Regions from separate parts of the Homo sapiens genome. Here region 2 is linked to region 1. Evidence: chromatin loops called from intact Hi-C (ENCODE). Cell type or tissue: heart right ventricle. All regions are shown on one strand. Region 1 overlaps GRID1 (glutamate ionotropic receptor delta type subunit 1). Region 2 overlaps GRID1 (glutamate ionotropic receptor delta type subunit 1).

Region 1 (8,000 bases):
AGTACCGCCATCCGTGTGCAGGCTGGTGCCCACCCAGAGGGCCCTGGGGAAGATGCCAGAGCAGCCGCAGTGTGGAGAGGACCTGTGAGCACTCCAGACTGGGCAGCACTATCCAGGAGAATCATGGATAATATAGAGGTGTCTCTCTCCCTGGGTCTCAGCTTGAATTTATAGAACATGGCAGCTTGGAAGAAAGACCACCTCTTAGGGTGAAAATGGGTCTCAAAGCTCCCTGTGCAGTGCCCAGATCCAAGTATGCTTCCTATTATTAAACAGCCCCTCTGGTGACACAGGCAGGCTTCAGAGGATGCCCTTTCAGCTGTAGCTTTATGAATTCCTTTGCCACAATTAAAGCAGCAAACACTTTCAGGTTTCACAGCTGAGAGGAAGGAACCAGGCTGGCTTCAGAACTGCCCATGGATGGGACAATCCCCCAGGAACCCAGGAGATTTAGGGGCCTCACAGTCAGGGTAGCAGAGGCCAAGAGCAGGGGGTGGGTCCTGAACATCCCCACACTGTGGCACTGTGATCTCATTCAATGCAAACCTACAGTCCAAACACAAGTGCAGTTTGCAAGTCTGAGTGATCAGGCCCTGGGACCCTCTGGCTTCCCCCAGGCTGAAGAGCCCCAAGTTCTGCAGTGGCAGCACCCGCCCTCATGGCTCTTGGCATCCACACCTGCTCTTCCATCTCCGGAGAGCCCTCTCCCTTTTCCTGACTCTGCCTCTGGCCTCAGCTTAGATTTACTTTGTCTGGAAGCTTTTCCCAGTGGGCAATTCATCCTCCTCCAGCCAGGCTGGGACCACTGCTGCATGTTCCTGGGTCCACCCACCTCTCCTATCACAGCGCTCCAGCATGACTGAGCCTGTCCACCAAAGCGGGTGAGGGCCAGCCCCAGATGTGGGAGGACAAGGCTGTGTTTCCCTTCGTCCCCTGTCATTCCCCAGCACCTGAATCCATGACTGGCAGATACCAGGAACTCAATAAATATAGACGGAACAAGAGAATGATTAAATGAGATGACACAGAGGCTGCCAAGCCCCAGCAGTTTGTCACTAGGCAATTGTCCTCAGGGGACCTGGCTCCACACCCAGAGGCCATTTCAGGCCTTGGGAAAGGGAAACTGGAAAGAAACAAACAAGGTCTGCATCTGTGAGGAGACTGCAGGACAGGCAGATGATGAAGGAGATTCAGAGTGGGGCAAAAGGATGTTTCTATCAAAGGAAGGTCCTGTCTGGGCAGAGGGAGTGGGGGGAAGGGTGTGGAGTTCAGGCCATGTCAGTATGGGGCACCAGGGGATGCTGGGGTCACTAGGTTTGGGGCAGGCCCTGTCCTGAGTCAGACCAGGAGCCTCCTGGCAGGGAGCAGCCAGGCCCTTGGTCCCCTCGCCTTCTGTCTGGGTCAGGTGCATATGAGAATGGTCACCTCCCTGCTCTATGATTGGGCATCTGAGACAGAGAACAGCAGTGGCTGACTGTGCAGGGCCACCCGGCTTCTCAACCACCCGCTCCTCACAACCTCTCAAGTGCCTTGACCAAGCCCTTGTCCTGGCTGCACAGGACCCTCTCTCCCCAGCTCCTCTGCTCTTTAGAGACCAGGCACAGCCCCGCTCTCTCTGAGCAGAGTAGAGAAACTTGCTGGGATTTGGTTCTAGCCTTCCTGAGGGCCTGGGGGCAACACACTCTACTGCCTCCATGGTTATCTACTCCCCTTCTAATCCTGCCTTTCCCAGAGACAACGAGTGACTTCATCCCTAGCGATGGCCACCCATGGTGACAGAAGCACACCAGACAGGCAGTGACACCCAATATCGATACCCACCTGGCAGCTCAGGTCCGAGCAGAACACAGATGTCCTCAGATAAGAGCATTTCAGGGAGCCCACAGACGACGTGACTGAGTCCAGGTTGGCCCCCAAATCCAACAGGAGGCCAAGCAAGGCAGAAACTGTGTTGTGGTTTCCAGCCACACCCAGGCCATGAAAGATGCCCCATGGCGAGATGGAGCACAGGACCTGAAGGCAGAGGCCAAAACCCTGACTGGCGCAATGCAGATCTTAGAAGAATTTTCTGAAAGTTCCCTTCCATTTTGAATCCTGAAAATTATGGAGAGATACACATCCAGGACAAAGTGAATCAAAAACTTGGAAAGAGAGAACTCACCAATTCTCACAGAAGCCAAGGACGGCCCCAGCAAGCTCCTGACCCTGGTCCCCAGTCCCTCCCTACACTTTCTGAAACAGGGAGCCAGCTCTCTTTGAAGGTGAATGATAACCAGAAAGAAAGTGACAATATATATATGAACAGAATGTCCCCAAATCATGAGTAAGGGAGGGAGAAGCCAGCATGGGGAGAAAAGCAGATAAAGAAAATGTAACAATCGATCACAAGGAATTATCTCTTAGGGGAAAAAAGATTAATAGTTCAGGCAAATATTCTCCCCAGTCTCAAAAAAGTTACAGAGAACATGGTCTCTTGAAGGAAAAAGAAATCTAAGAAGAGATACAAGAGTTCAAAGAAGAGATTATAAAACAACAGACAGAGATGAAAAGCAAATAGTTCAGCTTAGGGAAGAGACAAAGCCAGGGGACCCTGGGCTTTTGTGCAGGGGGCATAGGGAGAGGGCTGGGCTGTGGTCCAATGGGGAAGATGCAGTGTCAGAAATAAGAGAAGCAGCTGAGTCCCTGGGGCCCCCAGGCAGGAGGCCAGGGAGCCAGTCCAAAAGAGTGTCCTCACCTTAGGTTCTGGAAGCCTAAGTGTATTCATGAGCTAGTGCATAACTTAAGTTATCTACCCAAGCTGGCCAAACCACAGAGCATGGCTTTCCCCAAATCCTCCTGCCACAGGCCTGGGACCTCAGCCTCCCTGAAACCATCATCTACACCATTGAAGGATTATGCCTCAACTGCCAGTGCCACCAGAGATCCGCCCTGATGCTCGAAGCTCCTGACGGTGGCAGCAGTCGCAGCCACAGCAGCAGGAAGAAACAAGTTGTAGCTGTCAGCTCTAAAATGCAGACAGTGTTGTCCCCATCTCTGGATGATGCCACAGCACTTGGGGCCTCAAATAAATCCTGTATTCATATTTCCACCAGTGGAGGGAGCCCTGGCGAGGTGCCTTTCAATATTTTTAAAATGATTTTCACTCTTGGCTGCACTTCATAAGTCATCAGACACTGGAAGCCAGAATCCTCTTTCTTGCTGGAATGATTTGTTCTCTGGCAGGATATAGGGTTTATGACTCTGGAGGAATCCAGCTTGAGATCTGAGCTGAGAGGTGCCGAAGGCCTCAGGATCCTGGTCTCTCTCTTTCCACTCCTCACAATGCTGGCTAAATGAAGTGACTGCTGCAGCTCTGTCCAAGCACCCAGATCCATGGGGCAGGTTCAAAGGCAGGGCCACTCCAGACCTCTCAGGAAGCTGTGTTCTTCCTCTCAAGCTCGAAGCCTCTTCCTCCTGGTATCCCAGTGGAATGATGGAAATGACACCCAGAGTCCTGCAGGGAGTAGGCCACAATGACCCTTATTCTGAGTTCCCGTCAGAGTACTTACAGGGCTCTGAGAAGGTGGGCCAGCAGAGCAGACAGAGAAGTGTCAGCAGGAGCACTTGCCTGTCACAATGATGGCAGTGAGGAAGGCATGAAACATTTCAGATTAAGTCAGATGCCTACTCCGATGTCATCAGTACCTGCTTCAGGGCTCTGCCACACCCTTGTCCCATCCCTCCCTTAGCTTTTTCATGATACAACTTCTGGCAAGTGCCACATATTAGCTCCAGAGTGCAGGCATGCCTCCTTTCTGGAGCTCAACACTCTCGATGGGCTTTGAAGCCTTTCCACGTCCAATTTCCATCTTCCTCTCCCAAAGGGTTCCATGATCCAGCCATGCGAAATCCACTGCCTCAACCAGAAGCAACTCCTGGCACTTCCATGTGCACTCCTTGAGTGGCATCCTGCAGGGACTCTGCTGGTGCATCTTCTGCTGGATCCTTAGCCTGCCCCCACCTAGCAGCTGCTGTCCATCCAGCAGCACAGGTGTGCTCTCCGCAATCAAGCTGCACTTGAACCTCCACTAAGCAATCACTTTCTCTTCTGGAGTCTCTTACCCAGCTCCTCTTACATGCATTGTCTGTCAGTGATCTCAATTTTAAGCTCTTGGAGACAAAGACCATATTTCTTACTCATAACTTTATCTGCATAACCCAGCCCAGGCCTGGAAGAAGGTCAGGAAAGACATGACTGGAGGAATCCAGTTCTGCCCTTGGACCAACAGCTATCATGTGAGTTTTCCAGCCTCTTCAGGGTCTGATGGTCTCTGCAGGGCTTCACCATTTGGCATCTCTGCTACGCTCACTGATAGTAACATTTACAAGGTACGGCACATACAAAATACTCCACAAATGATAGCTATTACTACCATGGTAAAGGTAATGAAAACTATATGAAAAAATAAAAGCATTATTATAGTGAGAATCAATCAACAGTGGGAAGGAAAACTCACTGGTCTTAGGTTGAATGATTTAACCTGGCATTTTCTAAAATGAACTCTGCAGAGCATTCCTGGGATAGTCCTGGGTCCTACCAGGAATGACAACAAGAACAAAAGCCCTGCATTAAATGAATTTAGGAAGAAAAACTGGAAACAACAGAATTAAACAGATTTCTTTACTACAGACTTTTAATATGCTAATGTGTATTGTGAATCATGATAAGATAGATTTAACATGCAGCATTTCCCATACTTAGTTCTCTCCGGGGTCTTTCCTTCAAGAAGCATCTCCTTGAAGGACAGCATCTCCGAGCACACTTTTGGAAATGCTGAATTAATCTCTCTGTCAGAACAGGTGTTTCAATGGATTGTTTTTACCCAAATGAAGGCTGTAGATTTTCCACTGCTGAGGTTATTTGGTTAGCCTCTACCCAGCCTGCCATAATGATTTAAATATCAACTCTGTTATCCATCATTTTAGCTGCTTAATATGATCAGTAACCTAATCATTTATATGATTTATAACATAGGACAAAAACAAGCACAGCTATTTCCGTCCCTGAGATTGAATCTCAGAGCATCGGTGCTAAAGAGAAAATGTGTGTCAGGCAGTGAATGTTTTCAGGATCATGTTCACAATAAAGTCAATAATGAATTTTATAAGTGTGTTTCTAATCATGCTCTTGAATGAAAGCCAGTGACATCACACCAAAAATATTTGATTAAATGGATCTTCACAGAGGAAAGCAATTCTCCACTGGAAGAATCTTGCTGATTATAAACGTTAGTGTCCAAAGGATTGACAGATTGAATAGCTGTCAGGTAATCTACTAAAAGTGTTGTTTCTCTCAATCTACCTTTGATGGGGGTTAAGTAATGGCAATGGCAAATTCAAAGTTTTACTTCTAAGCCAGTGCCTGCGGTGCAGCCAGTAGTATTTACCACTGGGTGCTAATAGACCCAAGTGATGTAAAGGCAGCTGATGTGGAGATAAGACCCTGCATTTGCCTCCTGTAATCATAAGACAGTATAGCCATGCCCTTGAGGTCAAACACTGATGTAGAAGTGTGAAGCTGACATACTGCCAAGTGATTGCTTTTCCTGCCTGAAAGACACAGCAAATTCAAGGTGGATTACTTACCAACCTCTTGCACTATTTACATAGGTCTCCAGTTGAAAATGGCAGATGACACATTCTCCCCCAACTTCTAACTAAATATTTATAAAGACACAGAAATGATGAAAATATAGAAAAAAGATGAAGACAATACTGACAGTCATCCCACTGTAAATATTAGGAATTTCCCTTGAATATAGGTAGATGGATATGGATCGAGAAATATAATCACTGGACTACCTATGCTTTTGTTCAAAAGACAGGACAGCCTCGCCACTCTGAATCACCACAGAAGGATATTCTAACATCATTCATTCCTTCTTTGCTTGTTCTTGAAATTGGAGGCCCAAGGTTTATGTCAAATTGAATAGTACATAGCAATTCCTCTACTGTGTGCTTCCTGTTCCTGGGGCAGCCAGACCATTTTCTGCATCTCCCCAAACATATGACAGCAAAAGATTCTAAAAGGTGTTCTGCAGCATGTCAGTCTTACAAGACGCACCTCAGAGAGCTTCATCTAGTCCTATCTCAAAAAGCCACAGTCATCAAAGGCTCTCAGAAGCCATTTAGTAAACAATCCTGTAATGATTTTGTTTAATTCAATATTTCTTAAATGCACTTGAATACAAGGCATTTTTATTTTTCATTTATCATCTATACACATCCTGAAGAACTAGTGTTCCCTGAAACATATTTTCAGAAAATGCTCTAAATTAATTTAGGGAAAACAATTACCAGGAAACAGGAAGACAGAAAACAGGAAGTGGAGGAGAAAGGAGACAGGCAACGGCACGTCGAATCCTGGCACCCATAATGCCCACCAGCAAAGCACATTTGGCCAAGACAGATTACAAAGAATCTCAACATCTTACAGCAGGGCTTGCAGTTGCTTGCTGAGCAATCTAGAGAAAGTGACCATGGGTAGAACAATGCACACAACAGTAAACAACATCTTCCAAATGATTCAGAGGACATGTTTATAATGAAACTGTTATGAAGAACTGAAGGAAGAAAACAGACTGAGATGGAGAGTCACAGGAAGAGACAGAAAAAATGACAAGCTGAGCTTAAAAGGGGAGCTGGGGAGTTAAGGGAGGGTTGCAAACAAAACCAAACCTCTAATCCCAGCATTGGAATTGACGAAGAAAAGACTGGATCAGTCATGGGAAGCCTTCTCTTCCTGACAATGTGAAAGGAATGGTCAGAGATAGCAATGACAAGGACAAGGGGAATGGTGTGGAGAGAATAGAGAATAAAGATCAAAGCTGGAATCACAGATAATTCTGGGAAAACTAATGCACAAACCAGAAAACCCACAAAACTTTGACAGGCTCAAAGAAGACACCATTGGAGAAATACTTTTGAATTTCAAAATAATCAACTGTAAGCCAAAGGGACTTATCACACTCTAAACAAAGTTCTTAAAATAAACCTAGACATATTGTGATTAAAATATTAATTGGACAAAGAATACATACTATAACAAATTCTTACAGAGAAAAAATGGTATTAACTAAAAATCTGCTTTATTTCAGACCTTCCATTTTATACCCTAGAAACAACAACAGAAAGGAGTAAATGTCTCCAACTTATGTAATGCCACAAGAAGTGCATTCCGGACTAAGAAGCCCATTGCAAGATATAAAAGGCTCAGAAATAATCAAAAGTGGCTTGCTTGGAAAAACAGCGTGAATATATAATCTAGCCACTCTGAAAATTAAGAGATCTAGATGGGCAAATCATGGTAGAAAAGCAATGACTTTGAACACTGAAATAATTTAAGCTCATAGTTAAAATGATCTAACTCAAAAAAAAAAAAGAGCAAATAACCTTTCAGAACAATTTGACATCAGACTTTTCAAGAGCAACAGAAGCATTAGTTTCAATAAGACAATGGAGTAAGGTATTTTAAGGCATTTTAAGTAAAAGAACATTAAATCTGAAATTTTATATCCAGACAAATTGCCTTTCAAACGTCATAAAAATATTTTCAGACATACAAGGAAGGCTTCATTGGTTTTGTCTAACAATGACCCATTTTAGAAAGACTTTGTGATAAAGTATCCAAATAAGAAAAGAAACAAACCTAACAAATGCTGCAGGAGATACATGAAGTAGGAGTGATAAAATACCTGGAAAATTTTATTTTGTCTTTTAAAAGGCTAAGAGCACTCCCAAATGGAAAGGATAAAGTGTATATATAAGAAACCAAAATGGGAATGAAAGAGAATAGCAGGATGATATGGTATGAAGCTGTTAAATTTCTTATTATTGAAAAAGAGTTTTTTAAAAAACCTCAAAACACTGGATAATTTAAATCAAAATTTCAAATTTCCTTTTTTTTTAATTTCAACTTTTATTTTTAGATATATGGGGTATGTGTGCAGGTTTGTTACATG
Region 2 (8,000 bases), 230 kb after region 1:
GGCCACGCTGGCCTCTTATCTGATTGGAGGACATTCTATTCGAGCCCCATTTCCATGTAAGCCCCCACATCTACTCAAGCCCTCACTTAAGGTCTTTATGTTTACTGTCCTCTCTGCCAGGAGCACCCTTTCTTGAGTTATTCAGATACTTTGTTTCTTCACCTTTTATAAAGTTTTCGCTCAAATGCCCACTTCCCAGTAAGCTTCCTCTTACCACCATATTTAACATTGAGTCCCTCTCAACATGTTACAGCTCCTTTTCCTGTAATGTTGTGTGGCACTTATCATAACATACCATATACCTATTCATCCTGTTTATTGTCCATCTCCTCAAAGTCTCATCTGAGCAGAGAATTTTATATTTGGTTCACTGCCTCAGCCCCTAGAACTGTGCCAGTTCCATAGCAGGTGCTCAAAAATATGGGTTGAAGAAACGCACACGGGTGTCAGTCAGCCAAAAAGGAATAATGTCGTGAACATTTGGCTTTCCTTTGGCTTTCCAGCCACCAAACTCCCTTTCAGTTGGTTAGAAACTCAACCACAGCTTTAGTCTTCTTAGAAAGCTCATTCCTCCTACCAAAGATGCTTAATGGGGTTAGATATTTTCTCTCCCAATGCTCTGGCAGCTATGGCAAAAGGTGGAAACAGGATAATCTTACCCAACTTTCTAAATATGATGAAAACTGATACAAAAATGCAAGCACTCTAAGAGAATATTGACACCATGCTAGTGCAAGCCAATGTCCAGCTGTGGAGGAAGTGGCAGGGCGAGTGGAAGTGGCAGCCACGTTCAGCAACAGCCCTACTGCTCAGCCCTACTGTGGCTGAGGGGATCCAACTGCTCTGGGGCCCAGACTCCCTTGGTTGCTGCTCATTTTCTTAATCTTGTTCTCTGGACTTCCCATTGACTCTGTGACCTGCCTAGTGTCTTAACAATCCGTCATTTTAGCTGATTAAGTTAGTGGGAGCGGACTTCATCGTTGCAATCTGAACCTGACAGTACAGAAGGTGAGGCAGGGGAAATTATTACAGATATTATTACAGATGTGGCCAGAAAGCAGGAGCTGGAGTCATTTCAGATGATGCTAAGGACCATGATGGGGCTGTGGAAGTAGGAAGCTGAGGGACAGTGGAGGAGTGGGTCACTGGAAATCAGGAGGTCAAGGAAATGTGTTGAGGGGTTGCCACATAGACAGGGAAGTTACCGAGCATTATGTCTGGACTTGGGCTGGTGAGGAAGACAGTTATCCAGGGACCAAAGTCTCAGAAGAGTGGTAGGAAGTAAACAAGAGGCTGAGTTAAATAGTCAGACTGACCCCAAAGAGCACCATCTTTTTTTTTTTTTTTTTTGAAACAGAGTCTCGCTCTGTTGCCCAGGCTGGAGTGCAGTGGCGCGATCTCAGTTCACTGCAAGCTCTGCCTCCTGGGTTCTTGCCATTCTCCTGCCTCAGCCTCCCAAGTATCTGGGACTACAGGTGCCCACCACCACGCCTGGCTAATTTTTTGTATTTTTAGTAGAGACGGGGTTTCACCGTGTTAGCCAGGATGGTAAGAGCACCATCTCTTATAAGAGTAGCAGCAATCTCTCTTTCTGAATCCCTAGAGTGTAGGGCGGCAAATGTTTGCTAAGGAATCAAGTGAAGCAAGCCTTCTTCATGTGTAACCATGTAAGTGAGAGTTATGAGTAAGAGTTAATTTCTATGAATTCTCTCTAAATTGGGTAGACTTTTTCTGTCTTCTTCACTCCTATCCCCCAGCAGCCGAGAACAGCGTCTAGCACAAAGTAGTCCTCCATAAATATTAGTGGAATATACAATGAATGAAGGAACTTAGTCTTTCTTTTCTCCATTTCACATCTTTCCTGCTTCTGTGATATTTTATTTTCAATGGCTCTAAAAAATAGTCTTATACCACAATTGCTCTCTCAGATCTCTGCCTCCCATTTCTAAACCCAGCACCCTCTTTTATGTGTATTATTCCATCTCCCCGCAAATGGTGAGCAGCTGGGTGGCCAGAACCACATGGTTGAGGGACCCTGGACTTTAGAGTCAGGGGTATTATCTCTCACACTCAGCATCCACAGAATGAGGGTGCTCTGATAAGAGGAGGCATTGGTCTTGAGTCTAGCATGGCCTAAGTCATTCGTTCAATGAACTTTTACTGAGTGCTGTTGTGTGCCAATCATCTGCTAGGCCCTGAAGCAGAAATAGTCTGAAATCCCAGGAAGAAGTTACACACATGTAACTACAGAGATCAAAGGTTACAGACACAAAGTATTGGACCTGCTGCTAAGTATTCCTGGTTTCCAATTTGACCCCAACCACTTACTTGCTATGTGTGATAAAACATTTGTTTGAGACAATAACTCAAATCTCTCCAAGGTTCAATTCCCTCATTTTACCTATGGGAATAACAACTGAAAATAGAATTCCGGGCACATGGGTAAGTATCAAGAGACATGTATAACCTGTCCTTATTCTCCATCTTCTTTCTCTGCTTCTCTGGGCAGTGTGACCAGGCACACAGCAAGTGCTCAGAATTTGAATTGTCAAAGAAGGCTGGACTACAGGGTCTCATGTTATATTTTAGTAAGCACTGACCCCACCCCAGTAAGTGCTGACTTTTGCTACAGAATTGCAGCCATCAGCATGCGGAGACAGAACTACGCACCAGGCTGCCTGTTGCTCCAGCCTTATTTGCAGAAGCAGGGGTTCTCCAGCCACCTTCCCCAAAACCCTTGAGCAGGCACAACTGGGTCATGGTTCAATGTCATAGCCCATTTGGCTGTATTGGCCCTGGTGTCTCCAGGACAAGGGGCAGGTATGGCTGGCAGACATTCAATCCAGAGGGCCACAGTATCCAGCTGACAACACAAGTGTCCTTCCACCCTTGAGTTATTTGTGTGAATCAAAGTAGCTCTCCCTGATGATTGTGAATGATTAGTAGTTCTGAGCATGTTGCAGGTAGAAAAGCAGGTGTGGGGATTCCAAGTAGGAAAGAGAAGGAAGATTTGGGAGAGGATGCAGGTCCAGCCTGGGCCTTGCAAAGGAGGGAAAGAGAGGAGGTTGGCCTATCCCTTAGTGCTCACGTGTGTGGAGGCACTTGCCCCATCTCTGAGCCCAACAGACCATGCCCAGACTCAGTGCTACAGCTGCCTCACCGCAGATTTCCTGTGCCACGTCCCTCCTCCTCACACAGACTCTCCCAGGCACTTCACACCCACTCTCCCAGGCACTTCACACCCAGCTGCAAGGTGCTGTACTTGTCCCACAGCTCTAGGAAAAAGAGAACGATATGGAGCAACAGTTCACATCCAACAGGGCAGTCTGCTCGCCTCTGTTCCAGTGGAGGGGTGATCCGGCCCTGGGCCATGCACCGCAGCCTTCTGATGAGCTCCTTCATGAGCACACAGACTTCTGATGAGCTCCTTCATGCCATGAGCCACAACCAAACCCTGGCATCAGAAAGCTCTCCCTGAAACACACCAAAATTGCCCAGCTTGGTCAGAATTCTGTAAGTGCCTGTAGCAGGTGTGAGGAAAGCAGACTGGCTCTCTGGCCTCCCATAACCCTGTCAGGGGAGATAAGACAGGCTTATGTAGCAAATGCTACAAGACAGACGGCAGCCCATGCCAAAATGTCTGGGGGAACTCGAGTTACACATGCAGTGTTCTCACACAGCATGACAACCTGTCTCTCACTCCAACAAGTCCTAGGTTCTTGATTGCAGCTCCGAGGCCAAGAGCAAACAGCTGGCTTTGTTACATGCACGTGACTGCAGGTGCCCACGCCTTCCAGAGCTGTTTCTTCCAAACCTCCTGTGAGTGCCTCTGGAGACTACCAGCCCTAAACAGCCAGCCAGAATGCTGGGGCCACAGACAAAGACTTGCTGCTCGGGGAGCTCTGGCCTGTGGTTGAGAGGATCAGCCCCGCCTTCCAGCTCCATCTCCCTGCCCCACCAAAGGCTGTGTGGCAGGAGGCTGCCATGTGTTTCAACAGTTACCACAGACTCAGGGTTTTAACACCACCCATACAATATTGTCTTCTTTTTTCTCATGATGCAACCAAATATTTTTCTGCACTTGGGTAACTTCAAGAGAGGATGCAAATTCCATCCATGATGGGCCTTCTCCAAAAGATACTGACAATGTGGGCTGAGGAGTTTGCAGCTCCAAATCAGAAGGCACAGTCAGGACACCTAACACTGGATTCTGGACTGTGCTTACAACCCAGGACCCAGTGCCTCTTATAGGACAAGATGGTGCCTTTGATCAAGGTGAAGCCTTCCCTCTCCTATAAAAGTACAGAGGAAAAGAGATAGGCAGCTTGAACTAGAGGCCTAGCAGCTGCCTCAAAGCCCACTCAGAAACACAACCAGACCAGTTTGGCATCTGCACCACAGAAGGGCCTATGGACCCCTGCACACCCGCATCCCCAGCGCTGACAATGCTTGTCCTCACACAGCTGCCCCCTCCACCCCAGCTGTGCTCTGCACAGGCATGTGCCCCCTTGGTATGGTGGTGCTCCCCTGGGAACCTCTCTACAAACCGCATAATGCCTCAGCCACCTGCTCTCATCAGGATGTCCATAGTGCCCCCATCAGGGAGAGGGCTCCTGGGGACTGGAGGGCTTCGGGGCATGGGGCATTTCCCCTTTCCTGCCCATGACCCCCCTCCATTCCAACCACACCCTGGCCAGCCAGGAACACAGGTGGAATCTGTGTTCTCAATTCACAGTTGAGGAAAAGCAATTCACATGCATGCTAGGCCCTTTGCAGATTGTCCATTTAATCCTCCCAGAACTCCACTGGGTGGAAGTTGGCATCTCTGTCTTTCACAGATTAAGAAGCTGAGGTTCAGAGAAGGTGTGTGACTTGCTTTGAGCCACACAGCTAGTGTGATAGCTAATAGTGGCAGGTCAGGATTCAAACAGAGGTCTGGCTCCAAGCCAGGTCTTCATGGGCCAAAAGAAGGCAAAAATCTATTTGGCCAAGGCCACGAGGCATCCTCAGCATGTATACCCAGGGCCAGGGTGGTTCGAGGAGCACACTGATGGCAGCAGCCAGCTCACTGGCAGCCCTGGTACATTGCCAGCTTCATCCTAGTGATTGCAGAGGGAAATATGGCCATGCTAGGCACAATGAAAGCTTGGAATGCCCAATCTGAAATAAATTAGCTCTCCTCTAACTGACTTACCATGGGGAAAACCATGACAGACGTCATATATCACCTAAGCCAAATTCAATTTGTACCCATTTATAACACAAACATGTCTCAGGTGTAATGTCAACAAGCACGTTTAGCATTCTGCACACTCCCCTCAGAGGGCTGGCAGTGCCCTGGCCAAGGTGAGACAGTGCACATCCACTTATGAGCAAACTTGTTCCAATGTGAGGGAAAAATCAGTTTCCTTTAGATAACAGAGTGGGACCTTCACACATTTGCAAAGTGCCAGGCAGGAGCAAGGATGGAGCCTGGCACAGGAGAGGAGCAGAAGCAGAGCCGGCTGCCTAGATTCTGTGTGACTGACAGGATGGTTCCTGGCGCTGACCGACTGAGCCATCCATGCTGGATGTGCAGGAGTCGACACTCGCCCATGCAGCTCCAGCCTGTGGGCCCTTGTGTGCATATGGGCACAGCCCCAGCACAGCCTGTGGGCTCAGGGGAATCAGGCTGAACTGAGTTCCAACCTTTACTGCTTATTTGCTCAGTGACCTTGGCTTCTCTAAGCCTCAATTTCCTGCCTATTAAAATGGAGTCAAGAGTGTGGAGGTGACTGTAGGTCAGAGGAAGTAACAGATGGAGTGGGGAGAGTGGAAAGTGCCTTGTAATTCATCATTAGCTCCATTTCTACCATTTGCAAAATCCTAAAGCATCATCTGAGGTCAGCCAGCACTACAGGCCTCCAGCATCCAAAGCCCACAGGACAGGCAGGCCCCACAGGATAAGGCCTCCCTGGGGAGAAGGGAAGCCCTTCTGGGAGCAGCATCTTCCTGGTTCCTTGTGGGTTTGATGACAGTGACAGCTGACTCTGGAGCCTTTTGTTAAACTATGTTTACTGAAGTTATAATAGACATATAGAAAAGTACAAAAACCCTAAGACTAGTGAATTTTCATAAATGAACACACAGAGATGAGAAAACAGAATATTAGCAGCCCCCCAGAACTCTTGGAGACCACTTTGCAAGGCGTTTTTGTCTTTTCTGATTCTCATATGTGGTTAATTCAACCTGACCTGCCTGCCTGCCTGCCTGCCTGCCTGGGAGGACGATAAAAGTGTCTGAGAGCCACTCTACAATGCAAAGACCATCATCAAAGCTTGGGAGGAATCCACTTGCAATTGCAGGTGTGATTTAAGGCCTTAATCTCCCAAATGGAAGCCAAGCAAATTTTTAAAAGGCATTAACTCCCTATCTGGGCTTCTCTGGGTTTCCTGGTAAGAATCTCAGGAGAGACTCCTTGGCGAACAGGTGTCTCCTCCCTCCAGCTGAGCCTTTTATTATAATACTATAATGTGCTCAACAATGCTGTGATCTGATCTGATCAGCAGACACCGCCCCTGATGAGTAGGGATTAATTGAACAGATTTCTTTCCCCCAGAAAAAGATATTGATGACACCCTGAGATGTCTGTTTAGGGTTTTTGTTTGTTTGTTTCATTAATTGTTTTTCTTACTCTTTTCTTCTGCTTGAGGCTTTTTGTTTTTTAAAAGGACTTCATTTTTAAAAGCAGTATTAGGTCCACAGCAAAACTAAACAGAAAAGACAAAGATTTCTATATCCCCTCAGCCCCCACACATGCATGATCTCCACATTATTACCATCCCATGCCTCAGTACCATGTTTGTTACAACTGATGAGCCTACACTGACACATCATTTTCACCCCAGGTCCATAGTTTATATTCAGGTTGATGTCTGGTTTAAACCTGCAAAATTTTCCCATTCACCTGCGTAGTATATTCTGTAAGTGAACCCTGGAGCCATCGGCTTCTCAGACCACAGGCTACGCTAGACCCTCCCCAGAAGATTTGGAGAGCTTCACCCTCAGGTGTGTCTGCAAAGGGCTTACTAGCTCTTAGTCAGCTGAGGGTGAGCTGCAGCCTGGGTCCCGGGCTGTCTAGAGCAGCCGCATCTAAAAGAAGTAGAATGCAAGCTGCATATTCAATTTAAAATTGTCTAGCATCCACTATAAAAGGGTAAAAAGAAACCGATTAATACCACATTTTACTTAGCCCAATATGTCTAAAATATTATCATTTCAACATGTAATCAATATAAAAACTATTAATAAGACACTTTACATTCATACAGTCTTCTAAACCAGTGTGTATTGTACATTTACAGCATATCTTAATCTAAACGCTAAATTTTCATCAGAAATACTTGATCTGATTTTATATTTTATAAAATGTATCTTTAGAAGAGTCACATAATCAAGTTGTTCCAAACATACTTAAAATTTTTTCTAATACTTGAATCAAGTGTCAGTTTTTAAATTTAAACTAATTTCAATTCCATATTATTAAAATTTAGGTGCTCAGTAGCACCGGCCCCATTTTAAGCCCTCAATGGCCACCTGTGTCTGGTGGCTCCTGCGTAGGACAGTGCAGGGCCACAGGGTGAGGCCAGGGAGGTCCCCTGGTCAGCCATGCTGCCTCCTGCCCATAAGGGTCATTAGCCCCAAACCCCAAAGTCAGTTAAAGGATGAAAAAAAAACACAGGGCAGTTCTGACGCTCTTTTTTTTCCCCGAGGTCTCTGTGAGAGGCTAGCTCAAGGCCACTAATCTACTGGGGAATGGATGGTGTCAAAAATTCCTTTTTTGGCCAGGTGCAGTGGCTCACACCTGTAATCCAAGCACTTTGGGAGGCCGAGGAGGGTAGATCACCCAAGGTCAGGAGTTCGAGACCAGCCTGGCCAACATGGTGAAACCTCATCTCTACTAAAAATACAAAAATTAGCCAGGCATGGTGGCAGGCGCCTGTAAGCCCAGCTACTCTGGA

Evidence for each region. Hi-C counts contacts between places; a loop is a spot of excess contacts. Peaks named below come from ENCODE experiments on the same cell type or tissue, not always from the same donor. Only the 100,000 strongest peaks of a DNase experiment are listed, where the experiment ranks them.
Region 2: a loop joins it to region 1, with 2.4 times the contacts of the local background. A loop is called at or near these places in 1 of 110 quality-filtered maps.

Annotation. Positions count from the first base shown.
Region 1 is chr10:85,789,293-85,797,292 of GRCh38, forward strand. All of the region lies in intron 8 of GRID1 (glutamate ionotropic receptor delta type subunit 1), which reads right to left. Among named protein-coding and RNA genes, the nearest start is that of GRID1-AS2, 150 kb to the left of the region's middle. In heart right ventricle, a CTCF peak has its summit at 3,102 (motif pointing right); no DNase peak of the experiment used is centred here.
Region 2 is chr10:86,014,815-86,022,814 of GRCh38, forward strand. All of the region lies in intron 4 of GRID1 (glutamate ionotropic receptor delta type subunit 1), which reads right to left. Among named protein-coding and RNA genes, the nearest start is that of MIR346, 250 kb to the right of the region's middle. In heart right ventricle, no CTCF peak of the experiment used is centred here; a DNase peak (open chromatin) is centred at 3,637.